Linked DNA regions of Homo sapiens: all the other regions are linked to region 1. Evidence: chromatin loops called from intact Hi-C (ENCODE). Cell type or tissue: Calu3. All regions are shown on one strand. Links, peaks and the distances in the headings refer to the core of each region. The heading gives the core; the rest is flanking DNA. Region 1 overlaps TESC (tescalcin). Region 2 overlaps FBXO21 (F-box protein 21). Region 3 overlaps TESC (tescalcin).

Region 1 (10,645 bases), core at 941-8,940:
AAAACAAGAAAAAACAAACTCAAACCTTTCCTCTTAACCTTGTCTCTCTCTCTTTTTTTTTTTTTTTGAGATGAATTTTCACTCTTGTTGCCCAAGCTGGAGTGCAGTGGCGCGATCTCAGCTCACTGAAACCTCTGCCTCCTGGGTTCAAGCAATTCTCCTGCCTCAGCCTCGTGAGTAGCTGGGATTACAGGTGCCCGCCACCATGCTCGGCTAATTTTTGTATTTTTAGTAGAGACAGGGTTTCACCATGTCGGCCAGGCTGGTCTGAAACTCCTGACCTTAAGTGATCCGCCTGCCTCTGCCTCCCAAAGTGCTGGGATTACAGGTGTGAGCCACCGCGCACAGCGTTAACCCTGTCTCTTTATGAAACGAATGCTCATTATTGTTCAGGGGTTGGCTTACCTGCTGCTCCCATCCAGAAAGCCATCTCTCCATCCGACCTTTAAGGGTTAAACACCCATCCTCAGCGCTCCTGGAGCCCGCAATAGCAGGCATCACACCATGTTATACTTGTCAACTCTGTCACCTGCCACCCCTTCGAAACTTGGAGCTCCCTAGAGCAGAAAGAACGTGTCTTGTTCACCTTTGTATGCACTTGGTGGTTCAGTGAGAGCATAAGAGGCTCACGTTAAAGGGGCACAGTCCCTGGGGACTTTAAAACTCAAGGTGTATTGTTCAGGAACAGGCAGCCACTGGAAAACCCAGTGCCACCCTCACCAGCTGTCCTCGGCTGCCAACCCTCCCAGCATCTCCCCAGCCCCACCAAAAATATGCCTGAGCAGCAGCTTGCCACACAGGGCATCATCAGGTCTGCGTGCCCACCTTCCTTCTCCCTGCCTGTTAGAGTCTCATTGATTGATTTAAACCGGAAACGAGTATTCCCAGGAATCTTTTCTGAGCCAAGAAGGCTCACATCTAGATTGTTAAGATTCATATGAAAAGCCCGAGCGAAGGCGTCCCGGGGGTGTGATTGAGCTCACCTTCCCCACGCACCCGTGGTGACAGCAGCCAAGTGGTGTCTGGTGTGTGGACCGAGGTACAAAGTGGGACCTGACGGAGAGAAGGGCTTCTTGGGAATTATTCACCTGAGTCAGTTGTCCTTCACCACCTTGAGCTGGCCCCACTTCCTGTCCCCCCCATCCGTGTCTGCTCCTGGAGTTGGAAAGGAAATAATAAGACAGAGGATTCTGGGAAAGGTGGAGGGTCTGTTTTTTCCTTCAGGCTCCAAAACAGCTCTTCAGGCATGTCTATGTTGATGCCAAGAAGCTGCCAGAAGGAAAAGGAAAAAAAAAAAAAAAATCTCCAGACCTAGAGTTCAGACCTCATGATGGTAAGAGCTAATGTTTCTCGGGCGCGTGGCATCTGCCACACGTTCAGCTGAGCCAGGCAGCGTATCCGCAGTAGCTGATGGAATCCTCCCAGGAACACGGTTGGTTTCCCATTTTACAGATGCAGACATTGAGGCTCAAGAGAGGAGGTGCCTGCCCAAGGCCACAGGCATCATAATGAGAAGTAGAGTCGCAGGCTGGTGCGGTGGCTCATGCTTGTAATCCCAGCACTTTGGGAGGCCAAGGCAGGGGGTTCGCCTGAGCCCAGGAGTTGGTGCCACTGCACTCCAGCTTGGGTGACAGTGCGAGACTGTCTCCAAAGAAAAAAAGAGAGTCGGATTCCATTCCTGGTCTAATCTCATTTGGAGAAGGAGCTAGAGATGGCAGGGAGGACTGGCGTAGCCAAGCGTGGCTGGTGGGGGTGGCGCTGGTTTCTCCACTGCGTTCTCGCCCCTGGGTAATACTTCTTGGTTCTAAAGTCTTTAAGTGGCCTCAGACGGTGGCCTCGGCTCATTCACCAATTGCCATATTCTGCTACCAGGGTGGACCAGATGCGGTCCCTGCCCTCCAGAAGCTCAGGGGTTCCAGGGGGACAGGGGAGCACCCCAACAACTGTAGCATAGCGGGAGGAAGGGTCTGATGGGCCAGGGTGGACCAGCCAGCTCCACACTGTTCTGTCGTCCGCCAAAGCTTGGTAAGCTGAACAGCCAACCAGCCAGTCCCCCGTGCCTTTTCTCTTCCTCTGGGCTAGGTTGTGGCTTTTCCCCTGGCATCTTCAGGGAGTCCATGAACCCCATGAAATAGGATGTGGAATTGTCTGAGTGCCTCTGGGGAGGGCCCTCTGCCCTTGTTAGGGTCTCTGAACAGTGAAGTGTTTTCCATTGTATGGAAATCATGCCTCAGTAAGAAAATGATTCAAACAATTACTTTTATTGATTGTTTAAAATTAATTTGTTTTTGAGATGGCCCTGCTCTGTTGCCCAGGCTGGAGCATAGTGGTGCAATCACAGTTCACTGCAGCCTCTAACTCCAAGGCTCAAGTGATCCTCCCACCTCAGGCTCCCTCCTCAGACAGTGGCTCCTCAGCAGAGGAGGAATGAATGTGTCCGTGAAACCAGGGGGAAGGACCAGTCCTGTATGCTGAGCTCTGGGGCGGGGGGAGACCCTGGCCTGGAGTCATCCACAAAGTGGTCCAGATCATGGGACCCCCCCAGCCTCTGGAACCCTTTCTGCCTTGACTGGATGGGGGCTTCCAGGCCTCCCCTGCCCTCCTCTCTGGGGGCTCACAGGGGAAACTTGCAGGAGAATGCCCGCTGTGGAAGCTTCCCACAGGGCTGGGGATCAACCAAAGGCACCTGCCTGCTCTAGCCCATGCTGGTATTTTTCATTCTGTTCACCTGGGCCCCATCATCTCACCATCTGTCGCAGCCACAGAGCGGGACCCTGGAGGATGGCGTTCCATGTGCACTGAGCTCGGTGCTGGAGCCGTCCTGTGCCACTTCGCTCAGATGTCTCATCCAGGCTGTGTCCTTCTTTGAGCCACCAGTTCCGCTCCTTAAAAAACGCAGCCAGCTGTGAATGAGGTGACAGCTGCTCTTTCTTGAGCACTTGTCAATCATCTGATCTGCCGAAAAGCCCTTTGAGGGTGGGACTATTGCTGCCAGTTTATAGATGGGCAAACTGAGGTTTGGACAGAGGAAATGACTGCCCAAGATCACTTAGTTGCTGGGTAGGGAATCCAGACTCAAAACCAGGCCTTCTAGTGGGATTTGCCAAGTGCAGTGCCGGGAGAAACCGCCTCTCCCGCATGCCGAGAACCCCACATGCTCTGGACTGAGACTCTGAGAGTCGGCACATCTGTGTGATCTGGGGGAGGCCATGCTGTTACCCCACAACCTCGTCAGTAGAGTTCCACACATTGTTTACCAAGTCGGCAAGGGGAGAACTGAACCTTGAGGCAGATAGGATTGGTTCTGGGTGATGTGGAAAGTTCTGGAATCTAGGTGGGTTGCCCCCAGGGAGAACAAGCTCAGTAGTGGGCAGTGGGAGGGGAGTGGGGACCACGGCTGGGAGGAAGAGGCAGGAGGGTGCCGCCCCCTCTGTTTCCTAGGGTCTCACTGGGTGGCTCAGGTCTGTTTCAAAAGAATTTGTGTTTTCTCTGTGCAAGCCACTGGCAGTCCTCTCCAAGACGTCCTCGCTCCGCAGATTGGTGGTAATTAGATCCCCGCTGCATCTTTCTTTCTTGCCTCCCCTACTGCCATCCTGGCAGGATATTTTTTTGTGAGTTAATGGTCTCCAGAATGTATCGTGGAAATTTAATCAACTCTCAGACATGCCATACGGCCCAGTAAGACAAACAGAATAACCTGGGTGTTGATAAGATGCTCTTCCCTTTGCAAAGCACTTTAGGATCTGTTATCTCGAGCTGAGGGAATGAGGTGTTTTCAGCTCAGAAGGGCTCACAGTTCTGGGAAGAAAACTCAGGGCCTCTTTTGTTCTTTTGTCCATGCTGGTGTGACTGTACAGGGTGAGGGCCTGGGCACCCCTGGTCCTGCCAGCCTTCCTGTTGCCTGCTCCAGCTTAATTATTAATTTATAAAACCAGAAGGTCGAGTGGGTGATTTCCGCTGGTGGTGGTGGCCACGGAGCACTAGGACAAAAAGGCTCTTTGTCGTCCCAGCAGTGTGACCTTTGCAGACCGGCACTCTGTCAGGAGCAAGCCTTCCGTTCTTGGCACTGCTCCCTGGCAGGTTAGTGGAGGTCTCAGGGCCCAGGTGCCTCCAGGAGGAGGGCAGGTGGCCAGGCCGGAGACAGCAGTCCTCAAAGGGGGGCTGTAGAGGCCAAAGGTGGGCTGCAGAGGCCAGCTTGCCCCAGGTGCTGAGGTTGGAAGAGGGTTCCCTAAGCTCCTCCTGAGCACCTGTGCCAGAATCCCAATGATCAGAGAACCCTGAGCAAATACCCAGCACTTTGCAGGCCTCACCCACCTGGTAGTTCTAAGGGGGTTCTTGCCCTTGCCTGCATCCCCCCAAGGACCTCAGCCAGAGTCCCACTATGGCACACAGGTGGCTTCTCACCACCTGTCCTTTTCCAGCAGATAGATGTGGGTTTATATCATGGTATTGCCTCTTACTGTCTAGGCAAAGCACTTTGCCTCCCTGAGCCTCAGTTTCTTCATCTGTAAAATGACAGCAAAAATAGAACCTGTTTCACTGAATGTTGCGAGGATTAAGTTAGAATTTGGGCAAAGCTCTTGACCCATCCTCAGTGCTTGAGAGTTACTGGCAGTTACTAATCATTTCAACTGGGAACACTTCAGGAGCTGGCTATGTATCTCCTTTTAAAAGGCATGCTATAACTTTTTTTAGTAATTCATTTCATTTTTTATATGTCTGCTATCTTGGACATGCCTAAACTTAATCACCATCTCTGCCCTTGTGCTCATAATTGGGGACCTTAATGTACTTTAATTTGTATCACTCCATAGTACTTAAGAACCTACATATTCATTATTATTCTATGCAGACACTATTAATTCTTGCAACCACTCTTCCTTATGGATATAGTTTTCTTATTTAATGCATGTTTCTGTAGATTTTTCAGTGAGGCTCTGTGAGTTGTAAACTTTGGAAATATTGTTATTTTGCAGGCATGCATGAATGAACATTTGGCTGTGTGTAAAATATAAGGTTGCTGGATTTTTTTTTTTTCAGCGATTCGTTTTTGGTCTTGTTGCTGTTGAGAAATCAGCTGTTAGTCTAATCGACATTTCTTTGTAGAAACCTATTTTCCCTTTTCCCTGTTTTAAAATTTTTGTCATTGGTGTTTTGTACATGCTATGTCTGGGTGTGGATTTATTTTTATTTATCCTGGGAATGGTTTATGTTGTTTGATTCTAAAGAAAGATCATATCTTCCATTATGAAAATATTATCTCTCCCCTTTCTCTTTATCTTCTTCATTAGTAATTCCTATTAGACAAATGTTGGTTCATCTCATTCTGTCTGCATGCCTCTTAATCTTTCTTTCATATTTTCTTTTTATTTCAGCTGGGTCATTTCCTTAGATCCATCTTCCAGTTCACTAATTCTCTCTTCAGCTATTACAACCTTGCTGCCTTAACCTATTAAATTTCAAAAAATTGCAATGACTTATAAAAAAAGTTTATAAGTGCTATATAGTTTTCAAATTCACCTCTTTTTCATAGGGTATGGTTCTTCCATTGTTTGTAATAATTTAAAGCCTACTATATAGTCTCTTCTGTTTTGCCTTCTTGGAGTGCTATTCCTTTTGTTAATTGTGTCTGCTGTTCTCCCTTATGGTGGTTCATTTGCTTGTATGGTTTGGTTTTTTGATTATAAGCTCATCTTTGGGCTTTTTCCCAACTCCCCTTGGCCCTTCCCCCTACCACCCCACAGGATTCCTGTGTGCCCTGGGTTTTAGAAGAGCCTTACACAGTGCATTTGCATTTCTTGTGCTAGGTGTCTCAAGCTTTTCACCAGTCTGAAAACACTTTTCACATTAACTCCTTGGTTTGGGTCTCCTGCCCCACAGAGACTTGGATTTTTCACCAGTGTGTGGCTCAGTCTTGGAGTTTGGATTCATTGCAGAAGCCTGCTCTTTCCCCTGCCGTCTCCCTAGCAGAGATGGCTGTCTTATTATTCTCTGGGCCAGTGGGGAACGTTTTTTCTGACCCACCTGATGTGCAGAGGCAGCCTTTTGTATTTCAGCTTTTTAGAGGGGTCTCAGCTCCAGTTCATGCAGACCCAAGGCCTCTTCTGTCACTCAGTGGACTTGAAGTCCCCACCCTTAGCTGTTGGAGCCTGAAACCATTCTAACACCTGGGCCACCTCAGCAGCATCTGTCACTAACCCTGCTGGTTCCTGGTCTCTTCCTTGCCCCTGGCACTTGGGTATTGCCCTTTCCTTCCATTTAGCTGGACATTACATTTGTTTCTTGTTTTATCCAGTGTTTGTAATGGAAGGTAGAATCTGTATTATATCCAAGTAGCAGGACCTGAAATTCCTGATCTAAGTGTCCTACTGAAGTAAGCCTTGTACATTTTTTTTTTTTTTTTGAGACAGAGTCTCACTCTGTCGCCCAGGCTGGGGTGCAGTGGCACAATCTCGGCTCACTGCCACCTCCGCCTCCCAGGTTCAAGTGATTCTTGTGCCTCAGCCTCCTGAGTAGCTGGGATTACAGGCATGCGCCGCCACGCCCAGCTAATTTTTGTATTTTTAGTAGAGACGGGGTTTTGCCATGTTGGCCAGGCTGGTCTCAAACTCCTGGCCTCCAGTGATGCACCCGCCTCAGTCTCCCAAAGCGCTGGGATTACAGGCATGAGCCACTGTGCCCGGCCAACCTTGTACTTTAGATAAGCCTGTTTATGCTTGATTTGGCCTCAGGATAAATCTGGAACTGAAGATAGTTCTGGAAGGCTGTGAAAACCTGTTTCTTAGATGCTCTGAAAGACACCCACTCGCCCACTCTCAAAATCTTTCCTGATTCACTGTTGCTTTTTTCCCCCTTCATCATCTTTAGTCTTTTTATTAAAATGGAGAAATTTTTCTCTAATTACATAAATGATATGTATTTATTGTTCCATCCCTCCTCAGTTTGGGCATACAGCCTAGCCAATGGCTATGCAAATAGAATCTAAAGTCATGGACCTCGGTCTAAATCCCAGTTCTGCTGCTCCTAGCTGTGTGACCTTCAGGGAGTGACTTAGCCTCTCTGAGACTCAGTTTCTTTATCTATAAAATGGGTGTGATTACCACCCTAAAAGGGAGGCATGGCCCTAAAGGGAGGCACCCTAAAAGCGAGGACTAACTAAGATAATTCCAGGCATTTGGCTGAGTCCTAGCCTCTGGGTAAATGTTAACACATGGTGGTTATTATATTATTATTTATTTATTGAGACAGAGTCTCGCTCTGTCACCCAAGCTGGAGTGCAGTGGTGCGATCTTGGCTCACTGCAACCTCCACCTCCCAGGTTCAAGCGATTCTCCTGCCTCAGCCTCCCAAGTAGCTGGGATGACAGACGTGCACCAGCACGCCCAGCTAAAGCACATGGTGGTTATTATTACTGCTATAAGGCGCATGGTAAAGAACAGAGCATAGCTGTAGGAAGGGAACATAGATGAGCGAAACAGACTGTGATTTTTAAAGTCACGAGCACCCACTCTGACAGCTTTCTCAGTTGCCTTATTGCTCATGAGAGAAGAGTAGATTCTAAAGTCAATTCACTCTGTCCCAGCTTCCCCTTCAGTCCTGAGAATTGGAGGATTCATTCAGGGTAGGAAAAAACCCGCAGAGATCCTAACAGGACCCTTGGTATCCGAGGTTGAAATAAACACTGCTGACGTGGGCCTGTGGCAGCTCTTACCAGGAATTCCTTGGCTTTCACACTTACAAAGTGGGTTGAAGTTGGCATGAAAAAGGGTATTAAGGTGCTGCATAAATGCCAGCAATTAATCTTCAAGCTGCTGCTGCTGCTGCTCTGAAGGACAGAATTGGGTTTGAGAGCTTCCTTCTCAAGGCCAAGTGCACCCAAATGCATCTTTGGTTAATTTTAACATCCCAGCAGCTAAGAGTGATCTATGGTGTATACGAGTTCAGCACATGGCATCCAAGGAAAAGGCAGGTGAAGGAGAGGAGCCAGCATCCAGCATCATGAAGTGCCCTGCGTGTGCCAGGCATGAGAGGGTAGTCCCCTGTGGAGTGGCCCCTGCAAGGCTAAGGAGGCTGTCCCTCCCTGCCTCCCTCCCAAGGCCCAGGGTTAGTCATTGTTTTGGCTGTAGCCGCAGGAGGCATGCAAGTTGCTGCGTCCCTGGTGAGCTTGAATCCAGCTGAACAGCCATGATGGTATCACAGGATTACTTAGGGAACAATAATAACAGTCCCAGCAACCCCAGCGTCTCCTGCATCTCCTACGTCTCCTACCAGATCCTGTGCTAAGGGTGTGCATGATCTCTTTAAAAATTGATGCAAAATTCATGTAATATAAAATTTACCATTTTAGGTTGGGCGCTGTGGCTCACACCTGTAATCTCAGCACTTTGGGAGGCTGAGGTGGAAGGATCACTTGAGGCCAGGAGTTCGAGACCAGCCTGGGCAACATAGCAAGACCCTGTCTCTACAAAAGAAAAATTAAAAAAATTAGCTGGGTGCTGTGGTGTGCACCTGTAGTCCCAGCTACTCGGGAGGCTGAGGCAGGGAGGATCACTTGAGTCCAGGAGTTTGAGGCTGCTGTGAGCTGTGATCGTGCCACTGCACTCCATCCACCTGGGTGACAGAGCGAGAGACCCTGTCTCAAAAAAAAGTTAACATTGTAACCATTTTAAAGTATACAGTTCAGGCCAGGAGCAGTGGCTCATGCTTGTAATCCCAGCACTTTGGGAGGCCGAGGTGGGCAGATCACTTGAGGTCAGCAGTTTGAGACCAGCCTGGCCAACATGGTGAAACCCCATCCCTATTAAAAAAAAAAAAATTAAAGTGTATAATTCATTGGCATTAAGTACATTCACAATGATTTGAAAACATCACCGTATCTATTTCTAGAGCATTTTCATCGCCCTCCAAAAAACCTCATACCCATTAGCAGTCACTCCCCATTTCCTCCTCTCCCAGCCCCTGGCGACCACTAATCTGTGTTCTGCCTGTGTGGATCTGCCTGTCTGGGGCATTTCATGTAAATAGCATCCTGCAGTAGGCTGGCCTTGTATATCTAGTGTTATCCCTTCTTGGAGTATGACAGGGCTGCCTCCTTTTGTATTGCTTTATAACATCTCATCACCTGGATATACCCATTTTGTTTTTGCACTCACCAGTTGTTGGACATTGAGTAGTTGCCATGTTGGTGGTTGTGATTGTGAATAGCTTGTGGTGGTTTTTCATGACATGAACAACCTCACAAGGGAGGACATCCCGTTGTCACCTCTGTATCACGGAGGAGGAAGCAGCCTCATGAGTTCAGGGTGACAGCTGAGTGGGATGCATAGCAGAGACTCACAGCAGCCTCCCCCGGCAGCACTGTCAGGAGCTCACCTTTCCATCCAGCCTGGCTCACCTCTGTATTCCGGGATTTCCCCAGTGTTTGGGTTGAGTCCTGGCCAATCTTTCAAGAGGTGGCAAGCAGGAGAGAGCTGGGGTCTTGGAAGTCACTGAGCCCCCCAGTGATGCCCCTTGGTGTCCTGGGGCTGGCATCCAGGCTGGCACAGCTGGTGGGGCCAGTGGGAGGCAGGGTGGCTTGGGGAGTCCCTGGGGCACGGGAGAAGGCTCTCAGCTGTGCTTGCTTCTTCCAGTGGGGCCTTGCCCTGAGCCCTTCCACCTTCTGCCTTCCCGACCCTCACCCTGGGCGGCTGCACCTGCTGTCTCTCAGTCTCATCCACACCCACGCTGTCTATTGCCGGGCACTTCAGATCTCGTTCCCTGGCTTGGTGTCCTCTGTAGACTCAGGGCAAGTCCAAATGTCCTGGACTGATAGATGAGGCCTTCACGCCCCCACCACCCCAGCTGCTTCATTCCCTGCCTGTTTTCTACCCACACTGAAGAGCCCGAGGCTCCCTGAGCCCTGTGTGTTCTGCCTCTGCCAAGGCTATGCCTTCTGCCAGCCCTGTCCACCCCACCCCCAGAACCCCATTGGGCATCACCTCCTGCTCCCATCCCCGTGGCCTAGAACCTCCGCTGCAACCCTGGTGCCCCTTGGCCAGCTGAAGCAGCGTTTACTGTCCTGGATCCTGGCGAGGGGATGTGCATTTCTAGCAGAGTGGGGCTGCGCTTTTTGCATCTGCTTTCCTGGCCTCTAGCAAGCACCTAGCAAACCAGAGGTGCTCAGAGGGCCATGCAAGCACAGGTGGGGCCTTGGGGGTGCCCCTCAGGGCCCACACACTCCTGGGGGCCAGCAGGGGTTGTGGGAAGAGGAGGCAGTGGTGTGCATGCCCCTCATCTGGGTCCTGGGACTACAGGCTCACAGAGTCCTGGTGCCCCAAAATGGATGGGAGCGCATGCTGACATTCTCTTTCCTCCTGAGTCAGGGGAGGGAGGCTGGACTCCAGGGTGGATTTCAGGCCTGCTCCTCTGCTCCTGGGCCCCTCCCATCCTCCCTGTTCTGGACCATTGTCCTTGACCCCCTACCCTGTGTGGCTCTCCTCCCACTGGTGATGCCTTGCTCAGCACAGCAGGGCTGCAAGCAGGTCCCCACAGCCTGATGGGGGAGGCCAGGGCCAGGCAGGCAATGCGCTTACCCCAGCATTCAGAACCCTTTGCAGTCGATTGCCAATATTTTTTAACCCAGCGGATTTCTGCCTCCTCTTAATGA
Region 2 (10,645 bases), core at 1-8,000, 53 kb before region 1:
GCTTCAGAAACTTAGCCACTGCCAAAAAAAGAGCAGGCAGGGATAATGTTGTCCCATTGTCCAGTCAGAGAGACCTGTTGAGTCTCTAGTTTGCCAGTCCCCAAGAGACCTTTGGAGTTTTGCTGGAGCCAGACATCCTGCTTAGAGATGAGGAAGATCCTGCTGTTCCGTGGGGAGCTCTTGAGACACCCGTGCCACCACCCACCTTCTCCTGATTGCCACTTGCTGCCCTTTTCCCATTACCCTCTCCTGACTCCATAAACATCTTCAGTCTTCCCTTCTCCACCCCAAAAATGCCACCTGGAAGGGGTGATGGGAGGTTCTCTGGATGAAAGGTGTGGCAGCAATGGACATTGTAATGAGAATGCCCGTGTGCCTCTTTACCAACAGAAAACTTGGAATATAACGTGGAGCCTCAAGAAATCTCACACCCTGACGTGGGACGCTATTTCTCAGAGTTTACTGGCACTCACTACATCCCAAACGCAGAGCTGGAGATCCGGTATCCAGAAGATCTGGAGTTTGTCTATGAAACGGTGCAGAATATTTACAGTGCAAAGAAAGAGAACATAGATGAGTAAAGTCTAGAGAGGACATTGCACCTTTGCTGCTGCTGCTATCTTCCAAGAGAACGGGACTCCGGAAGAAGACGTCTCCACGGAGCCCTCGGGACCTGCTGCACCAGGAAAGCCACTCCACCAGTAGTGCTGGTTGCCTCCTACTAAGTTTAAATACCGTGTGCTCTTCCCCAGCTGCAAAGACAATGTTGCTCTCCGCCTACACTAGTGAATTAATCTGAAAGGCACTGTGTCAGTGGCATGGCTTGTATGCTTGTCCTGTGGTGACAGTTTGTGACATTCTGTCTTCATGAGGTCTCACAGTCGACGCTCCTGTAATCATTCTTTGTATTCACTCCATTCCCCTGTCTGTCTGCATTTGTCTCAGAACATTTCCTTGGCTGGACAGATGGGGTTATGCATTTGCAATAATTTCCTTCTGATTTCTCTGTGGAACGTGTTCGGTCCCGAGTGAGGACTGTGTGTCTTTTTACCCTGAAGTTAGTTGCATATTCAGAGGTAAAGTTGTGTGCTATCTTGGCAGCATCTTAGAGATGGAGACATTAACAAGCTAATGGTAATTAGAATCATTTGAATTTATTTTTTTCTAATATGTGAAACACAGATTTCAAGTGTTTTATCTTTTTTTTTTAAATTTAAATGGGAATATAACACAGTTTTCCCTTCCATATTCCTCTCTTGAGTTTATGCACATCTCTATAAATCATTAGTTTTCTATTTTATTACATAAAATTCTTTTAGAAAATGCAAATAGTGAACTTTGTGAATGGATTTTTCCATACTCATCTACAATTCCTCCATTTTAAATGACTACTTTTATTTTTTAATTTAAAAAATCTACTTCAGTATCATGAGTAGGTCTTACATCAGTGATGGGTTCTTTTTGTAGTGAGACATACAAATCTGATGTTAATGTTTGCTCTTAGAAGTCATACTCCATGGTCTTCAAAGACCAAAAAATGAGGTTTTGCTTTTGTAATCAGGAAAAAAAAAAATTAATGAACCTTAAAAAAAAAAAAAAAGGTTTTGAAGGGAAAAAAAGTGGTTTCACACCTCTTGTTATTCCTTAGAGTCACTTCAAGGCCTGTTTGAATGTGGCAGGTTAGAAAGAGAGAGAATGTCTTTCATTTGAAGAGTGTTGGACTTGTGTGAAAGGAGATGTGCGTGTTGGAATCTGCTTTTCCAAGCCGCCAGGGTCCTGACGGCAGCAGGACGAAGCCTGTTGTGGCGTCTTCTGGGAAAGCCTGACCGTGTGTTCGGACGGCACTGGCTCCTTTCCGAAGTTCTCAGTAACTGAGCCCAGAGTAACTGCACGCCTTTGTGCAGCTCTGGAGCTCCACCAACTCTCGGCCTGCCAGTTCTCAAGCGAGCTAATCTTGTCATTAATCGATAGAAGCTAACTTCCGAAGTTAGGACCTAGTTACTTTGCTCTCAACATTTAAAATAATGCAGTTGCTCTAGTGAATGGGGCGTTAGGGGCCTGTCTCTGCACCTGTCTGTCCATCTGCATGCAGTATTCTCACCCATGTTGAATGCCTGCTGCTTGTTTACCCTTTGGAAACCCTGGGGTGACCAAGGTTTGGAAAGCCACCTGAGACCACTTCATAGCAAGGGAAGGCTTTAAGCAGTTACTAGAAAGAGATGGGGATTTGGCCCCTGGCTCCTCCAGCCTGAATGAGCTATTTAATCCACTGTCCATGTTCCTCATCAGTCAAATCCAAAGTCAAAGGATTTGAACCTGCATCTGGAAACGTAACCACTCACAGCACCTGGCCCGCCAAGGTTGGGAGGATTGTACACTACTTTCATTTAAAGGGGAAAGTTTGATAATACGGAATTAATTAATATGAATGAGATGCATTAATAAGAACCTGAGCATGCTGAGAGTTGCAATTGTTGGTTTTCTGGTTTGATTGATTTCCTTTTTTCTTAGACACATCAAAGTCAAGAAAGATGGTTTTACCTTTACTGACCCAGCTGTACATATGTATCTAGACTGTTTTTAAATGTCTTTCTTCATGAATGCTTCATGGGGCTCCAGGAAGCCTGTATCACCTGTGTAAGTTGGTATTTGGGCACTTTATATTTTTCTAAAAACGTGTTTTGGATCCTGTACTCTAATAAATCATAAGTTTCTTTTTAAAAATTTTCCAAAACTTTTCTCCATTTTAAAAAGCCCTGTTATAAACGTTGAACTTTCACAATGTTAAAATGTTAAATATTTGGATATAGCAACTTCTTTTCTCTTCAAATGAATGCCAAGATTTTTTTGTACAATGATTAATAAATGGAACTTATCCAGAGAAACCACGCAAATGGCCTGCCCAATTTCGTTTGAGGACAGAAAGCCCAGCCATGACTTGAGTAGAATGTCTCTCACCTCTCTTCGGATCTAAATATGAAAAGTATGTTCTGCTGAATTTTTCTGAGCATTGGTGAGCGGACAGCCTACCTGTAAACCATGACCTCCTTGCCAAACGTTAATTTTATCAGCTCACTAGTAACCTTTGAGAATTATCTGGTTGTCATGCAAAGATTGCACTTTCTGAATTATGTTAAAACACATGTTGTAAAATGAGAACTGCTCATGCTTTGAAAGAAAACCAGGTTCTTCGTGCGTTCTGTTGCCGTTGATTTGAATGGCTGTGCTGTATACGATGTGTCCAGAATGTCTTCAGAGCACTGTTTCCGTGTGATGTTACTACCTACTATGTGGGAGGAAAAAAGGTTATAGGTTAAACAAAGTCAATTGACTCTATGGTGGTGTTTCTCAATACCTGTGACGCACAGTACTGTGCGTCGTGACTTTCTAAGAGAAGTGTGCAGCGGGTGTGTCATCTTGATATATGAAACCCTGGAATTTCCCTCCCCTACACGCACGCACCGTCCCCGGGGGTCCGGTGTTTGCAGACATGCTTTGAAAAGCTGTCTCAGTGAGACATCAGTTATGTCCAAAATGAGTTTACCTTAGAATCAGACCGGTTTTGCCAGGCGTCATGTTTGCAAACATTATCCACCTAATCAGATTTTGAAAGGCCGGCTTTCATGTCGCCTGCCTGAGACTCATAACAGATCCCCATTATAAGCGCGTTTACACAGCAAAATGATTTTATTGAGAAAACCAGCATTAAGTACTGTTGCCGGCTCAGTTTTCCATTGCATACTATCTACTTAAAGTCCCGTTCTCATTTGTAAGTGTTCCGATCTTTCCCCACGGAGAAAACTGAGCAGAGCTGCCGTGTCGCAGGCTTTCTGCTGCTGATGTCGCATCTCTTTGCTTTCCCCTCCTTAGTCCATACTCCAAGTAAGTGAACTCAGACTACCAGCAACTTTTTAACTGAAAAGTATCTGTCCATGATGATCAAGATGCAGCTCTTCGTGTTTTTATTTTGTCTTTTTTTTTTTTTTTTTTTTTTGGAGGGAAGGAGAGACATCAACTGGACAAAATGCAAAATTTGGATGTGGGACAATTGCTTTTTGGAGACGTGAATAGCTGTACTGTACGTATTATTTTGTGTGGCATGCTAACTTTGAGCCGGGCACTGGCCTAATAAAGTCTTTGTAATCCTCCCAGCAATCCTATAAAGCAGACGCAGATAGTAAAGATTTTAGGCTTTGCAGGCCACGTACAGACTGTCACATGTTCTCTGTTTTTAAAAGTGTCAACAACATTCTTAGCTCAAAAACAGGCTGCAGGTGGGATGGTGCCCACAGGCCATAGTTGGCTGACCCCGGCTAGGGTGTAGGCACTTAGCATTCCACTGTATAAAGGGGAAACCCAGGTCATACTGCGTGTGCGTGGGTGGGAAGCCGGATGTGGAATACAGGTGGTCCCTGAGTCTCCAGGAACCACTGAGCTCCAGCTGTTCACACCCACACTCTGCGGCGCAAGCAACTACCTCGCCACGGTTTAGCCTTGGTCTAGCAGCGACTTTAACCTTGAATGTTGCATTTCTGAAAAATTTAGAATCTTGAAAGTAAAGGACGTCCCTCCGGTGAATAAAATTAGGCGCAATTATAGAATACATGTATTATGGCCACGTAGCAATGACTGTATTAGGGCTCTGCTAGTTCTGTAATAAATAGACCCGAAAAGCAACAATGGCTCAAACACCATAGAACGTTTTTGCTTCCATAATATTGGGCAGGGGAATGGGCTGGCAGGGCAGCCCTTATGCAGGCAGGCATCAGAGCAACCTGAGCCGTCCATCTCCATCCCGCCTGAAGTAGCGGGGAGCATGGAGGGCTGAGACCATCTGGGAGCTTCCATGAGCCAGGTGTGGAAGTGGCACCCCTTATGTCCACTCATTTTGCACGGAGGTGGGAAACGTCCAGTTGTGTTCTAGGAAAGGAGACAGAACACAGTGTGGGTGGAAGCTCTGGTCCACTGCACGGGCCACTCCAGTGTGCTCCTCCACCGCAGGAGACAGCCACGGACAGCTAAGCCAGGCTGTCCGTGGGGACGGACACATTTCTGCAGTCTCCGGCTCAGTCGCCCCTGCCTAAGTAGCACATAGAGGCAGTGGAGTTCCCTTCAGATGGCACTGTCTGTGTACACTCACGGTCTCCACCGCAGATGGCTGCAGCAGCGGGGAGCAGACCTCTCACCGCGTGGGTCACATGCACTACCTCTGCCTCAACAGCCAGATCTCAAGTGGCCGGCCACACCTTCGTTCCAGAGGAGGTGCCAAATGGTTTCCTGTGGGCCCGAAAGGAAGAGAAAAGGTTTGGTGGGCACAGACTTGTGTGTGCCTCACCCCCAGAGCCCTCCGCGGTCCCTGCATCCTACTCAGCCCAGTTTCCCTGGGCCGTGCAAGTTCCCTCCATCAGCCCAGCGTGGCGCCTCCGGGATCCCCCACCCCCAATTCCCATTAAGAGGTGAAGCAGGGACGGCAGCTGCAATAAGAACTCCCATTTGAGAAAAAGAAAGAATGAAACAAGTTGCTGGTCTCTAGCAGGGATGAAATCCCACTCGCGGGGGACCTTGGTAAGACCCCTGCCTTTGTCATGGCCGGGGGTGACGTTTCTTGCATAAGCCCTGACTCTGCTCTCCGGGAGGAACTCCCTGCCCTCTGGGAAGTTCTTCCTCAAATCTCATCCTCTCTGGTCTCCTCAGAAGTGGGTGTCGGGTGCATCCTGCCGGGGTGCTGGCCAACTTTCACACTCCACTTCCTGCTGGGTGCAGCTTTAGGGGCCTGTCCAAGACTTTTATTTACTTATTTGTACAACAAGCTTGCAATTCCTCTGGCAATGATTCCCTCTAAAGCTTAGCAAGCCATTAACCTATTGGTGCCAGCAATCGTAGCCAGCTTTATCACCTCTTGGCTCTCTCTTCCCCCTGACTTAACGTGGCTTAATGTGGCTGCCTTCATCTGATATTAACCAAAGGTGAGGCTCACTGCTTAAGTGAAAAATTTTTATTGTTATTTTTTGAGGCAGAATTTCGCTCTTCTTGCCCAGGCTGGAGTGTAGTGGCGCAATCTCAGCCCACTGCAACCTCTGTCTCCTGGGTTCAAGCGATTCTCCTGCCTCAGCCACCCAAGGAGCTGGGATACAGGCACGTGCCACCACCCTCAGCTAATTTTGTATTTTTAGTGGAGATGGGGTTTCACCATGTCAATCATCAGGCTGGTCTCAATCTCCTGACCTCAGGTGATCCACCTGCCTCGCCTTCCCAAAGTGCTGATTACAGGCATTTAACGGGTCTTTGTTGTTCGGTGATTTTCTTTGAGATGGAGTCTCGATCTGTCACCCAGGCTGGAGAGCAGCGGCACGACCTTGTACTCCTGGGTTTGATCAATTCTCCTGCCTCAGCCTCCCGAATAGCTGGGAATGCAGGTGTGTGCCACCACGCCCAGCTAATTTTTGTGTTTTTAGTAGAGATGAGGTTTCAGCATATTGGCCAGGATGGGTCTCGATCTCATGACCTTGTGATCCACCCACCACAGCCTCCCAAAGTGCTAGGATTACAGGTGTGAGCCACGCACCTGGCTTTTTTTTTTTTTTTTTTTTTTTTTTTTTAAGACGGAGTCTTGCTCTGTCGCCCAGGCTGGAGTGCAGTGACGTGATCTCGGTTCACTACAACCTCCGCCTCCTGGCTTCAAGTGATTCTTGTGCCTCAGCCTCCTGAGTGGCTGGGATTACAGGTATGCACCACCACTCCCAGCTAATTTTTGTATATTTAGTAGAGACGGGGTTTTGCCATGTTGGCCAGGCTGGTCTCAAACTCCTGGCCTCAAGTGATTCACCTGCTTCGGCCTCCCAAAATGCCGGGATTACAGGCGTGAGCTACCGGCGCAGCCGATTTTCATTCTCCTTTCCTGTTGGTGTGTAGAAGCAGTGGCCTTTTCCACACAGGACACCTGGGATTTCAGTCTCTTTTCCATTTTAGTTCTCAAACCAGCACATATTTACTTCACTCCTGTTTTTCTTGTCTTCCCTGGTGATAAACAACAAAGAGCCATCTACACACTGTATTCCTTGTCTCTTTTGGCTACTTTCTCTAGACTGGCCGCAGGGCCAGTGGTTCCACCTTGCAAACCGAAAGCAACAATTCTACCAAGTCTGACCCCGAAACAGAGCTCTCCAGCCTTCCGGCCTCCCCAGGAGGTGTTTCCTTGCCACTTGACTGCTAGGCTAACACCATAGAGTTTAGGGTTTTTATACAGTGGTGCCCCTCTCAATGGTTTTGTTTATTATTATTATTATTATCATTAAGTTTAAAGTGGGCTAATATTTCCATAGGAAGTTCTATTTCCTATTTGGCTGTGCAATTAAGAAAAAAAAACTGAGAACAATGATTCAAGTCTTTGAGAGTGGGAAGAGCTACACGTCATTTAGTAAATGCAGGGAAGGAAGTTGCATAGAATACAGAAAGGAGAAATTTTGGGAGAATGAACTAGGTAGTCTCATTATAGAATCCTTGCATGGTTAGAATTTCCAGCTGGGCACAGTGGCTTGTATAATCCCAACACTTTGGGAGGCCAAGGTGGGAGGATCACTTGAGGCTAGGAGTTTGAGATCAGCCTGAGCAATATAGCAAGACCCCCATCTCTACAAAAAATTTAGAAATTAGCCAGGCGTGATAGCTTGCGCCTATAGTCCCAGCTACCCAGGAGGCTGAGGCAGGAAGATTGTTTGAGGTCGAGGCTGCAGTGAGCTGTGATGGCGCCACTGCACTCCAGCCTGGGTGACGGAGCAAGACTATCTCAAAAGAGAAAAAAGAAAAAGAGAAAAAAAGAATTTCCACCTACTTTTTTTTTTTTTTTTTTTTTTGAGACAGAGTCTCACTCTACCACCCAGGCTGGAATGCAGTGGCACAATCTTGGCTCACTGCAGCCTCCGCCTCCTGGGCTCTTGTGTCTCAGCCTCCCGAGTAGCTGGGGCTACAGGCGTGTGGCGCCACACCCGACTAATTTTTGTATTTTTAGTAGAGATGCTGTTTCATCATGTTGCCCAGGCTGGTCTCGAACTCCTGACCCCAAGTGATCTGCCTGCCTCGGCCTCCCAAAGTGCTGGGATTACAGGCATGAGCCACCGCGCCCGGCTCTCCACCTACTTTTTAAATGAAAGAATTCTTATAGAAATGTTCATATTCAAGTTATTGAATTTGGGAGAAATTCATACTTTGAATGAAAGTTATGGTTTTCCTATTTCTAAACTATTATAATCTCTCAATCCTAGAATTCTTTAATAATCTACCAGTTTTTGTAGGACGATTTTCTTAGTTGTGTCTGTTACTGTGCAGAGGGCTCTGTGCCCAATATCTGTGCTGTCCTCCACCCCAAGGTTTCTCAACCTTTTTTCCAGTATTACCTGCTCCAGGAGCCTTTTTAGGCTATTTTTTTCCTAATCCACCCCCCGCCCCCCGAAATTGTTCTGACTTTTTTTTACAGAGATGACATTGATCTAATATGAAATTAACCATATCACTGGTATTTACTTCATGTACAATGTTGTCAGCCTCCACCTCTAGTTCCAAAAACATTTTCATCACCCTAAAATAAAACCCCCATGCCCATTAGGCAGTCACTCCCCATTCTTCCCTCCCCCAGCCCGTGGCACCCACCAGTCTGCTTTCTGTCTCTGGATTTGCCTGTTCTGTGCATTTCATGTACATGGAATCACACACGAGGTGGCCTTCTGTGCCTGGTTTCTTTCACTCAGCATCACGCTTTCAAGGTTCATCCTCTTTGTAGCATGTATTGGCACTTCATTCCTTTTAATGGCTAAATATGTATGGATACACCACATTGTTTTGTTTTTGTTCTTTTTATTTATTTAGTTATTTATTTTGGAGACAGAGCCTTGCTCTGTCGCCCAGACTGGAGTGCAGTGGTGCGATCTCGGCTCACTGCAACCACCGCCTCCTGGGCTCAGGCGATTCTTCTGCCTCAGCCTCCCCAGTAGCGGGGACTACAGTCACGCACCACCACGCTGGCTAATTTTTTGAATTTTTAGTAGAGACTGGGTTTCACTATGTTGCCCAGGGTGATCTAGAACTCCTGAGCTCAGGTGATCTGCCCGCCTTGGCCTCCCAAAGTGCTGGGATTACAGGTGTGAGCCACCACACCCGGTCTATTTTATTTTTTTTTTTTGAAATAAAAATTGTGGCCCAGGCTGGAGTGCAGTGGCACATGACTGCAGCCTCTGCCTCACTGCAACTTCCACCTCCCGGGCTCAGGTGATCTCCCACGTCAGCCTCCCGAGTAGCTGGGACCACTGGTGTGCACCACCATGCCCAGCTAATTTTGTTTTGGTTTTTTATTTGTTTGTTTGTTTGCTTGTTTTGTAGAGATGGGGTTTCTTTATGTTGCCCGGGCTGATCTGGAACTCCTGGGCCCAAGCAATCTGCCTGCCTCAGCCCACATTTTGTTTATCTATTAAGTTACTGATGGACATTAGAGCTATTTCCACTTTTTAACTATTGTGAATAGTGCTGCTGTGAGCCCTCCATGAAATGATTTTTTTAAATTTTTAATTTAATTTTATTATTTTTTTCAGATGGATTCTTGCTCTGTCGCCCAGGCTGGAGTGCCATGGCACAATCTTGGCTCACTGCAGCCTCCGTTTTCTGGGTTCATTTGATTCTCTTACCTCAGACTCCTGAGTAGCTGGGATTACAGGTGTGCACCACCATGCCTAACTAATTTTTCTTTTCCTTTTTTTTTTTTTTTTTTTGAGATGGAGTCTTGCTCTGTTGCCCAGGCTGGAGTGCAGTGGCACGATCTTGGCTCATTGCAACCTCCGCCTCCTGGGTTCAAGCGATTCTCCTGTCTCAGCTTCCTGAGTAGCTAGGATTACAGGCACACACCACTACACCTGGCTAATTTTTGTATTTGTAGTAGAGACAGGGTTTCGCCATGTTGGCCAGGCTGGTCTCGAACTCCTGACCTCGGGTGATCCACCCAACTCAGCCTCCCAAAGTGTGCTAGGTTACAGGCATGAGCCACTGCGCCTGGCCTAATTTTTCTACTTTTAGTAAAGACGGGGTTTCGCTATGTTGGCCAGGCTGGTCTCGAACTCCTGATCTCAAGTGATCTGCCCACCTCGGCCTCCCAAAGTGCTGGGATTACAGGCTTGAGCTACTGTGCACAGCTCCATGAAATGTTAATGCCAAAGATAAACTACAACTGCTTATGTACTATATATGTGTATATATATATATATATATATATATATATATATATATATATATATATATATGCTTTATACATTAAAAGCATAAATACACATACTTTTTTTCACTCCCCCTTGGGGGCGATATTACCCCTTTGAAAACGCAAGCTCCACCTGAGCAGTAGTATTGGGAACAGCTGCTCTCTGTTCTTGCTCACTGGTTGACCATTGGTATCTTATCTTTCAGTGCCTTTTAATGTACCCACCTTTCTTGGTGCCAGGAGCTGTAGTAAATGCAGAAGTACATTTCTGTCACTTATAAGGGCTAAAATGTATGTTCCAAAGACTTTTTTTGATATGTAATCTTTGCTTATTATATTGACTTGACCCACCCCAGATCTCCTAAAATCTGTTACTAAAAATAAGGTCAGGTATGGTTGCTCACGCCT
Region 3 (10,645 bases), core at 1,228-9,227, 47 kb after region 1:
TGAGACCAGCCCCACTATGTTCTGGCTCCCGAGTGGGTTCAGTTGTGGTCCCAGCTGGCCAGCCGCACAGGTCCCAGGCAGTGCCCCGAGTCACATCTCCTTTTCCTGTGGCCTTTCCCATGACTCCTGACATCCCTCTGTGTCCCGCCCCAGGTCAGCCTCCTCATCAAGAAAATGTAAACATGGGACTTCGCTATATTTAGCACTGGAATGTGTATGCGGGGCTGGTGGGAACAGCCCGGGTGGCGGGGGTGGATCCCTGGTGTGAGCCTGGCTTCCTGTCTGCTCCAAGGGGCGTGGAACAGGACGGACTCAGGTCCAAATCCCTGGTTTCCTGTCCCTTAGTGGTGTGGCCGTGGGCAAACGCCTTAACTTCCGTGAGCTTTGACAGTCTGTCTGGGAGGCAGGGCTCAGGCATCCCTGGCCTCTTGGGGTTGGGTGAGAGGGAGACAGAGGTTTGTGAAGCGCTTTGCACACCTGGGCATCTGGTCAGTGTTCAGTAAATGCCAGCTGGGCTCAGTGGTGCACTCCTGTAATCCCAGCACTTTAGGAGGCTGAGTGGGGAGGATAACTTGAAGCCACGAGTTCAGGGCTCAGCCTGGGCAGCAGAGAAAGACACTTGCCTCTACAAAATAAAAAAATGAGCACGGCATAGTGGTGCTGCGTGCCTGTGGTCCCTGGTACTCGGGAGACTGGGGTGGGAGGGTAGTTTGAGCCCAGGATATGGAGGCTGCAATGAGCTACAGTTGCACCACTACATTCAGCCTGTGCGACAGAGTGAGACCCCATCTCTGAAAAAAATAATAACAATAATAAAAAATAAATGCCGGCTGAGCACGGTGGCTCACACCTGTAATCCCAGCACTTTGGGAGGCTGAGGTGGGTGGATCATTTGAGGTTGGGAGTTTGAGACCAGCCTGGCCAACTGGTGAAACCCTGTCTCTACTAAAAACACAAAAATTACTTGGGCATGGCGGCGTGCACCTGTAATCCCAGCTACTCAGGAGGCTGAAGCAGGAGAATCTCTCGAACCCAGGAGGCAGAGGTTGCAGAGAGCCCAGATCGTGCCACTACACTACAGCCTGGGTGACAGAGCGAGACTAAATCTTGAAAAAATAAATACATTAAAAAAAAAAATGCCAACACAGAAGACTTGGGAGAGCTCCAGCTCCCAAGGCCGTGCTGGGAACAACATGGAGAGGCCCCCTCCCGGCCATCGCCTCCCTGATGCCAGGCCTGGGGCTGCCCATGTTAGATCAGTCGGGCCCAGATCAGAAGCACTGTGGACCGTGACCTGCTATGGGTGAGATGATGGTGCCCTCCAGGGCTGTGGGAACAATATTTTGAACTCGACACCGTTTGACTTGTGTTAACGGGTAACGCTTACTGTCGTGATATTCATGCTCACGGGGCAGTTGCCAGGCCCTAACGCCACAGCGCTAGCTCCCAGCCCTCCTAAGGCCACGAGGTAGACACTGTTGTTATTCCCATTTCACAGATGAGGAAACTGAGGCTCAGAGAAGTTAGGTCACGGGCCCAAGGTCACCCAGTAGGAAGTAGTCAGTCTGGTCCCACAGCTCATGCCCTGACCCCTCTGGCTTTGGCATTGAGGTTTGGTTATTGGTGTCTTTTGCTTAGTTTAGTGTACATTTCAGGGGGTGGCAGGGGCCAGGCCCCGCCTGACGGAGTCCCCTCTCTCCCCTGCCACCCTAGTTCTGTTCCACATGTACGACTCGGACAGCGACGGCCGCATCACTCTGGAAGAATATCGAAATGTAAAGTATGCTCCTCTGGCCCGCCCGGGGCTCCTGGTGCCTTCCCCCTCTGCCCCCCACGACCCTGATGGAGGCCCAAGGTCACCGTTTGTTTCCGCCCCACCTGGCAGGTGGTCGAGGAGCTGCTGTCGGGAAACCCTCACATCGAGAAGGAGTCCGCTCGCTCCATCGCCGACGGGGCCATGATGGAGGCGGCCAGCGTGTGCATGGGGCAGATGGTGAGCGCCCCTGCAGCCCTCCCGAGACGCGCAGTGCCTTTCCCGCTTATGGTCTGCGTTTCTGGAAGGCCTCATGGGGCAGGGGCCAGGTGTATTCTGCCACCTGCTCTACCTGTGGCCTGTGGGGCTCAGGAACCTCTCCCAGCCCTTCCTGTCCCCCAGGAGACTGAAGGTCCAAGTCCCCAGAGAGCTGCATAAGGCAGGGAAGCAGAGTTCGAGATCTCAGGCTTTGGGGTCCAGGAGCCCCCACCTGCATAGCCCCCTGATCCCCCACCCCGGCCTCAGTCAGTGCTCACAGCAGCACTTGACCCTGGGGCCAGGCCTAGGTAGCACATGGCACAGGCTGGCCTTAATTGGTTTATTTCTTAACAAATGACTCAGAGGCAACTTCTGGCCTCGAAGGCAGGGGTCAGCAGGGAGCCCTATTGGGGGCTGACAAGAGCCGATGGCATGGAGTCCGGTGGAGGAGCCGAGGTGGGGGCTGGTGTGTAAATGACACAGAAGAGAGGGAAGTGGCCTTTCCATGTTCATCATTTATTACATCTTGCCTCATTTTGACTGGTGGGAAAACTGAGACTCAGAGAGCATAGAGAATCCTCTAGACCTTATGATCTTTCCTGTGCAGGGTGGATTTTCTCTTGTAAGGACAGGTGCAGCCCCACCAGCCCCCAGCCCTAAGGCTCTAAGCCTCTGGGGACCACTCAGGCAGGCAGGTGACCACCTGGGTGTCGTGTGTTCCCTGAGGGGTTTGGATGGCCCCACTGATGCAGTCAGCCCTTTGCCCCTGTGTGTCTAAAGTGGCTGCGTCTCTAGACACCCTGACGGCTTTGTGTTTGCCCAGCCTGGAGTGGAGGGGCGTTCATGCTGGATCCTGCTCTCTGTGCCCCAAGCCTGTCCTTGAGGGACATGAGGCCACCGGCCTGGGCCTGCCCCCAGGGGCAGGGGCTGTGGTCGGTTGGTTTCCTGACGTGTATTTTATCTGTTTGCCTCTGGAGCCCAGGGGGAAGCTTCTGGCTTGGGTGAAACCTCCGCACTCAGCAGACTAACCACCACGGGAGAGGGCTTGTGACCTCGGTGGGGAGAGCAGGGATCCCCCGCCGGGTTGTCGGGCCAAATTCCCATTTGATTTAATTACACTCTCCTTGTTCAAATTACTCCCTGTCCCACTCCAGTTTCAATTGGCGACAGTTTTCTTAATTTGCTGTAGTGAAATTGCTGGCAGCTGCCAGCTGCTGATCTGCATAAAACCCCCGCAGCCTGGGAAGCAGAGGCATCTCGGGGCGGAGGCCGGGCTCCGGGGCGTACCCGCTGCCTACGGGCCCCCATGAGGTGGGGGTAGCCCTGGAACCAGGAAGACGGCTGCAAGGCAGAGGGCTCATCTCCACCTCTTTCTTCACTCATGGGTCCTCCGGGTGCTCCTAAAATACCTTCTGGTGTAAACCTCGGCCAGATAAACCCAGACCGAGCTGTGCATGCGGCCTGAGCTGGGGGCAAGGGGCAGCTGCGTCGGTTCAATCCCTCCCAGCCTCTGAGGACACTTCCCGTTCTGACCGTGCCATCCGCCAAAGACAAACAATCCCTGGTCCCCACTTTAATGGACTTCCAAAGGCAGTTATTGACTGAGGCGGATCTGTCTCTCTCTCTTTTTTTTCTTTTTTTCCCGAGACCAAGTCTTACTCTGCCGCCCAGGCTGGAGTGCAGTAGCACCATCTCGGCTCACTGCAACCTCCACCTCCTGAGTTCAAGTGATTCTCCTGCCTCAGCCTCCCGAGTAGCTGGAATTACAGGCGTGTGCCACTACGCCCGGCTAATTTTTGTATTTTTAGCAGAGACGGGGTTTCACCATGCTGGCCAGCTGGTCTCGAACTCCTGACCTCAAGTGATCCACCCACCTTGGTCTCCCAAAGTGCTGGGATTCCAGGCATGAGCCGTCGCGCCGGCCTGTGGATCTTTTGAGAGTGCTTTCTCAGGAGGTCACACCCATGGATGCTTGATGGGGGGACTGCTTCACTGGGCATTCAGCCGGGGCTGCTTCCCCCAACTCCCCGCCCTCCTTCCTTGCACCGATCACCCCCTTTCCAGCCCCAGACTCTGGCCATGGGGGCCTTTTCTATAATTAGCTCCCCTTGGCCAGCCTGGGAACCTAGGGAGGCCCGGCAGGGAGGGCAGCCACTGTGCCCGTGAGTGGGAAGACAGGGAGGAAGGAGCCATTAGGGACAGGGCTGGCCCAGGCTAGCCGAGAACTGCTGGGTTTCATTTTTTTTTTAATTTATTATTTATTTTTTAAGAGACAGGGTCTCGTTCTGTCGCCCCAACTGGAGTGCAGTGGTACAGTGGTGTGATCATAGCTCACTACGGCTTCCATCTCCTGCGCTCAAGCCATCCTCCTACCTCAGCCTCTGGAGCAGCTGGGACTACAGGTGTACACCACCACACCCAGCTAATTTTTAAAAGTTTTTTAAAAAAGAGATGTTTTGCTAAAAAGAGATGTCATTATGTTGACCAGTCTGGTCTCGAACTCCTGGCCTCCAACAGTCCTCCTGCCTTGGCCTCCCAAAGTGCTGGGATGACAGATGTGAACCACTGTGCCTGGCCAAAATTTTTTTAAGTATAAAGAGGAAACTAAAGAGCCTGCAAAGTCCTGCCAGTAGAAACAGCCCTCAAGGACTTGGAGGCAGCTAGATGCTCCCAGCTGGACAGGCAGCTCCCTCTGTGTCCCTCATCTGTAATACAGGAGAGAGACTAGAACCCAACTCAGGGCCGGTTGTGAGATTGGCATCTATCATTAAATGCTAACAATAGCATTTGGTCACACCTGTAATCCCAGCACTTTGGGAGCCCCAGGCGGTTGGATTGCTTGAGGTCAGGAGTTCGAGACCAGCCTGGCTAACATGGTGAAACCCCTGTCTCTGCTAAAAAATTTAAAAAATTAGCCACGCATGGTGGTACATGCCTGTAATAATCCCAGCTACTTGGGAGTCTGAGGCAAGAGAATCACTTGAACCTGGGAGGCAGAGGTCACAGTGAGCCAAGATCGCGCCACTGCACTCCTCCAGCCTGGGCAACAGAGCGAGACTCTGTCTCAAAAACAAAACAAAACAAATGAAAACAAAACAATACCACTTGGAAGGCACTTGGGACATACATGCCTGGTGCATAACATGCTTAGAGTGTGCCTCCTGTGTTCTTAAACACACGTTGTACAGAATTTCAGACAGTCACAGAGAGAGCTTTGAGCCTCTCCTGCTCCCCCACCAGCCCAGGTCCTCTTCCCTAAAGGGACTCCCTCTCGGTGGTTTTTTTCCTACATATACCAATGTATACATGCATGTCTTTTATTTTTGATGTATGCAAAACATAATCGAACCGATGTGGCTTCCCATTTTCTCCGTATGACCCCACACACCCACAGGGCAGATGGTGGGGGTCTGGTTATCAGTCTGAGGAAAGGTTTGCGTGCACAGACCTGCAGACATCTTTCTGCTTGTTGGGTTTTGTTTTTTGTTCTTTATCTGCTGGGTACACATCTCAGAGCCTTTTCCAGAGTGAGACATACAGATCAACCCCTTCTTAACCCATTTTTGCCTGAGGTTGCAGCTTTTTCAATTTTTGCAATCAGACCTTGGCGATGACCTTGACCAGTAGGATATAAGTAACTCCCACAGCTTAGCGTTCCAGTAATGGAACACTAGGCATAAATGGTTAATGGTTGCGTGGGAATCAATAGCGTGGATGACCGAGATTTATGTCCCTCGCCTTCTATTGACGGGCACCTGGGATGTCAGCGGGTTTTCGCTGTCACAAAGCGAGCTGCAGGGTGAGGTTTTTGGAGGCTTGTCGGTGGGATCCTGGAGTATCGGTGAAAGGGGCAGGAGCACCTGGTGTCATCCCCAGAGCAGGGAGGACGCAGAGGCGATGGAGACTGGCATCGCCAAACCCACTCAGCAGGGAGAGGCTCCTTGTGGCCACCCTCTGGCCCTGCCCTCCCCAGTGGCCCTGAGTTATCACGGTGACTCACGAGGCATGAGGCGTGGGCCTCACAGGCTGGCCCTGTGTTTCCCTGACCTCTCCCCTGAGGTCTGTGAGCTTAGATTAGCCTGGAATCTTCTTATCAGCACAGCGCAGGCATGAGGAGGCCAGACCTAGGCGGGTACAGGAGGCATCTTGGTGGTCCAGCTGCTGGGGGGCTGGTGGTGAGGTGGGCTGAGTGGGGAAGGAGAGCCCCATGCCCTCATGTCACCCACACCTCGGATTCTCCCTGGGGGGCTGGGGGAGGGGAGGGAGGCTGCTCTGAGCCACACGTTGCCAGGGCCCTGGTGAGCGACGCTCGGCTCCCATCCCACCCTCAAGCCCATGAATGAGGATATTGGAGGTTCAGGGTGACCGGCTCCATGCTGGAGGCAGACGATCCAGAACGTTCTCCTCTTCTTGTGATTCCTCCCAAACAGCCTCAACAACTTACATTTGGGTATTGGTGGGGAGGGGAGGCCAGTGGACCGTCCCCCTGCGGAAGCTGTGTGGGGACCTGCGCCACTCACTGTCCACCCTGTGCTTCCGTCCCCAGGAGCCTGATCAGGTGTACGAGGGGATCACCTTCGAGGACTTCCTGAAGGTGGGTGGCCTGGGCGTGGGAGCCTCGGGGGACCCTTGAAGACCTCGTGTGGCCCACTGGTCAGGAGGGGACATGGCTCTTTACCTGCAGTAGCAAGGGACAGGCTTCCTGGGTGACCAACATCTCAGTAGGAAGGGGTCAACCTGGGCATGGCCTTTAAAGCAATTTAAACTGGTTTTTCTTATTTTTATGGAAAAGGTAATATTCACACGTAGTCAAAACAATGTAAGCAGTACAAAAGGGTATATAGTGTAAACCAAATTCTCTCCCACCTGCGGTCCCACTGCCGCTTCTCAGAAGTAACCCCCGTTGTAGGCTGGGCGCGGTGGCTCATGCCTGTAATCCCAGCACGTTGGGAGGCTGAGGCGGGCAGATCACCTGACGTCAGGAGTTCGAGACCAGCTTGACCAACATGGTGAAACCCCATCTCTACTAAAAATACAAAACTTAGCCAAGCGTGGTGGCAGGCGCCTGTAATCCCAGCTACTCGGGAGGCAGAGGCGGGAGGATCGCTTGAATCCAGGAGGTAGAGGTTGCAGTAAGCTGAGATTGCGCCACTGTACTCCATCCTGGGTGATAGAGTGAGACCCCATCTCAAAAAAAAAAAGGCCCTGTTGTAGTTGGAACAGGGATTCTGGGAACTTTCTGTGTCTTTAGAAATAGTGTTTCTCGGAAGCTCAGTTTGGAGCTGACTGCACACGTTGCGCCCGGGCCTTCCTCGCTGTGTCCTAAAATGACACTTTCGTAAAGCGGCCGCCCACTCTGCCCTCCTCCCTGATGGCTCCTCCAGCCTCTGCTAGTGGATGGTGGTTAGGCCAGTGCTGGCCTTGCAAATCAAGACCTGCTCCTGGCCGTTTTGATAATCAGATGCCCTGTGGCAGGGAGAGGACCCCTGTCCCCATCCCCCTCCCCCCATCCCCCTCCCCGCAGTTCGGCCCTGGGCATCACAACAGTGTTCCCAAGTGCTTTTGGGGTACTTGAGGAAGACAAGGAAGTCAGGGGAGCAAGAGACCAAGAGAGGAGAGAGGATTAGGGAAGGAAGGATCACGGCTTCTGGCCAAGGAGCCTAGAGCAGGACTGGGGGACTGGGCCCTCAGGGTCACAGCCCCATGGAGCCGAGGCCAAGCCTGGCAGCCAACGGTTAGAACCGGCAGGAGAGAGGAGAGGCAGGCAGCAGGGCCTGGCTGTGATGAAAGGCTGAAAGGAGACTGCGGAGGTCGGCAGGCCCCGTGGACTGCCGTGCAGATGGCCCACCCCGGGGCTGGCAGGGCGGGCAGACTGGGAAAAGGCAGAATTTGCACTTGTGCTTCAGACTCACTCTGGCCTATGCTGGGGACCCGGTCACCAGAGAAGGTGACGCCCGCCAGAGCAAGACAACAGAATGAAGAGCTAGAAGGTGGAGGAGGGAGGGAGGGTTGGGGAGGAAGTATCGCTGCTTCAGGCTGAGTAGAATGAATTTCTTTGCCTCCGAAACCAACTTCCTTCCCCTAAAGGCTGGCCTCTGCCAGGCCCCTAGTGCTCCCCAAGCCTGTCCCTGTACCCCTGAGGGATCTTTTGGGACCAGCTGGCCCTTCCCATTCCCTGATTCCTTCCAATGCCCTCAGCGACCATGTTGCCACCTGGCACTTAGCAGAAACCACCGTGAGTGTCCATGCGTGTTACCCTGGGAATGCCTCGTGCATCCAGCAAGGATGGGGCCGCTCGACTGGGACCAGAGCTGTCTTTGCACACCCCATGACACCCAGAACAGGCTCAGGAAAGCAGGAAGTACCTGGGGGCTGCGGCCGGAAATGTCCCAAGGCCTCCCTGTCGCCTGGGTGCCCACGGGGCTCTGACTTTCCCCCGTTACCAGCCTCGTGGCTGTCCCCGGAGATGCTGAGAGTGACAGCTTGAGAGTTTGATTCTTACATAAGCGGGAAGCAGTGAGAAGTCACCCGCCCACCACGTCCCTCCGTTCCTGTTGGCACCCCCCCATCCTACCATCTGTGGCCCCCGTGGGCCCTGACTTGCTAAGGCGCTGGCGGGCATAGCCTTGGGAGCACTGGGGTACATACATGGCCTTGTAGCACGAAGGCCCACTCCAAGGTTCTGGCCAGGCTGGACTGTAACAGCAGTACCAGCACCAGGAATGGGGCCACCATGTGATCTTTGGGTAGAAATGACCTTTTTGGGCTTGAGTTTGTCTTTCTAGAATGCACGTGATCCCTTATCCCAGGGAGGTTGTAAAGACCACACTGTGGAGATCCTTAAATTGATGACGATGGCCTAGCGAAGCCTTGTGACCGCACAGCCCCTAACAGTTTACAAAACGCGTCCATGATGAGGACGGGTCCATTAGAGCCCCCAACGTTCTGTGAAGTGGGCGGCACAGGTTGGGGAAGGGGACTTAATGGGGTTATGTAATTTGCATGAAAATCACAGAACCTGAAGTGGTGGGTGAGATTCAAATGCCTTGGAGCTAAGAGCTTGGATTCAGTACTTAATAATAACTTGCTGTGACAATCTCAGAAAGAATCCAAATGTCAGAGCCAAATTAACCAGCAAAAAAGACAGATGGAAGTTTTTCGTCCTCGCTTAGCTCATAGTCTTGAAACACAGCCCTCTGGTTTTCACCTGCCTGGAACATCACAGTTGGTGGCAGGAGACGGTAGGTGGGAAGGGCCGAGGACCGGGGGGCCTGGTCAGGTGTGAGGTGGCGGCGGGAACGTGCCCTTAACGCTGCTCCGTCCCTTCCAGATCTGGCAGGGGATCGACATTGAGACCAAGATGCACGTCCGCTTCCTTAACATGGAAACCATGGCCCTCTGCCACTGACCCACCGCCACCTCCGCGGAGAAACTGCACTTTGCAATGGGGCCGCCTCCCCGCGTAGCTGGAGCAGCCCAGGCCCGGCGGACAGCCTCTTCCTGCAGCGCCGGTACATAGCCAAGGCTCGTCTGCGCACCTTGTGTCTTGTAGGGTATGGTATGTGGGACTTCGCTGTTTTTATCTCCAATAAAAAAAAAAAAAAGGTTTGTTAATTAATGTGGCCTCTGTCAGTTCCTCACGTCCATTAAAGTGGCCTGGTCACTTGGCAGCATGAGACTGACTATGAGGAACAAGCAATGATGAAATTATTTTATTTTTATTTTGGAGACAGGGCCTCCCCCTGTCACCTAGGCTGGAGTGCAGGCGGGATCACGGCTCACTGAAGCTTTGACCTCCTGGGCTCAAGCAGTCTTCCTGCCTCAGGCTTCCAAGGAGCTGGGGCTACAGGCACACACCACCACACCCGGCTAGTTTTTACATTTTTTGTAATGACAGGGTCTTAATATGTTGCCCAGGCTGGTCTCTTACGACTGGGCTCAAGCGATCCTCCTGCCTCAGTCTCCCAAAGTGCTAGGATTACAGGAGTGAGCCACCACACCTAGCCTAAATAGTATTAAAAGGTTGGTTTGGCAGAAGAACTGTTCTTTCTTGTTTATTTTGGGTAAAGTATCTGCTGTTCTTCCTATGTAAATCCTGGGAACCCATCCGTGTTCTCCATCCTAGGGAGTAAAATAAGGAGAAGCAGCTCCTGCCCTGTGTGGGCTTCTGAGGTGGCCAGGACTCAGGCAGTGGGGCCTCCTCACTGTCACAGCCACATCTGTAGACTGATGGAGAAAACATCTGCAGCCCCGAGCCTGTGCCTGCTGCGGGGATGCACCCGAGCCTGTCCCTGCTGTGGGGACGCACCTGAACCCGCTCCGTTGGTCAGTGGGCGCGGGGAGTCAGGGCCTGGCTGGCTGACCCGGGACCCCCAGCTCCTCACGGTGATTGGGGGAGGGGCAGTGTGGTCTGCCAGCCATGGCTGTGCCCCTGGCTCTTTCTGGCAGTCCTGGGCCAGTTGCAGGGCCCAGGGCCCTACAGCCTTCCAGCAAGCAGCGGCAGTGGAAGCTGGGTAGGTAAGGATCCCTGACAACTTCAGTTATCACCTTTCAATTTGGGGACTGGCTAGAGCTGGGGGCAGGGAAACAAAGGTTGTTGGTCGTGGTGGCCTGGAGTCAGCAGAGGGCTGGCAC

The links. Hi-C counts contacts between places; a loop is a spot of excess contacts. Peaks named below come from ENCODE experiments on the same cell type or tissue, not always from the same donor. Only the 100,000 strongest peaks of a DNase experiment are listed, where the experiment ranks them.
Region 2: a loop joins it to region 1, with 2.1 times the contacts of the local background. A loop is called at or near these places in 5 of 110 quality-filtered maps.
Region 3: a loop joins it to region 1, with 1.9 times the contacts of the local background. A loop is called at or near these places in 23 of 110 quality-filtered maps.

The regions. Positions count from the first base shown.
Region 1 is chr12:117,084,439-117,095,083 of GRCh38, reverse strand. All of the region lies in intron 1 of TESC (tescalcin), which reads left to right. Among named protein-coding and RNA genes, the nearest start is that of TESC, 9.7 kb to the left of the region's middle. In Calu3, for the core only: no CTCF peak of the experiment used is centred there; DNase peaks (open chromatin) are centred at 4,023 and 8,098.
Region 2 is chr12:117,136,023-117,146,667 of GRCh38, reverse strand. FBXO21 (F-box protein 21) reads left to right here. Exons shown (of 12, transcript NM_015002.3): 12 at 391-4,677. The coding sequence ends at 581. TESC-AS1 (TESC antisense RNA 1) reads right to left here. Exons shown (of 3, transcript NR_120464.1): 3 at 5,179-5,277. Among named protein-coding and RNA genes, the nearest start is that of TESC-AS1, 42 kb to the right of the region's middle. RefSeq lists enhancers at 3,197-3,276, 2,677-3,876. In Calu3, for the core only: no CTCF peak of the experiment used is centred there; DNase peaks (open chromatin) are centred at 3,457 and 5,727.
Region 3 is chr12:117,037,907-117,048,551 of GRCh38, reverse strand. It overlaps TESC (tescalcin), which reads left to right. Exons shown (of 8, transcript NM_017899.4): 5 at 1,714-1,775; 6 at 1,886-1,993; 7 at 6,558-6,605; 8 at 9,342-9,629. The coding sequence ends at 9,419. Among named protein-coding and RNA genes, the nearest start is that of TESC, 56 kb to the left of the region's middle. RefSeq lists silencers at 5,334-5,628, 5,864-6,368 and enhancers at 7,287-8,230, 8,231-9,176. In Calu3, for the core only: no CTCF peak of the experiment used is centred there; a DNase peak (open chromatin) is centred at 5,991.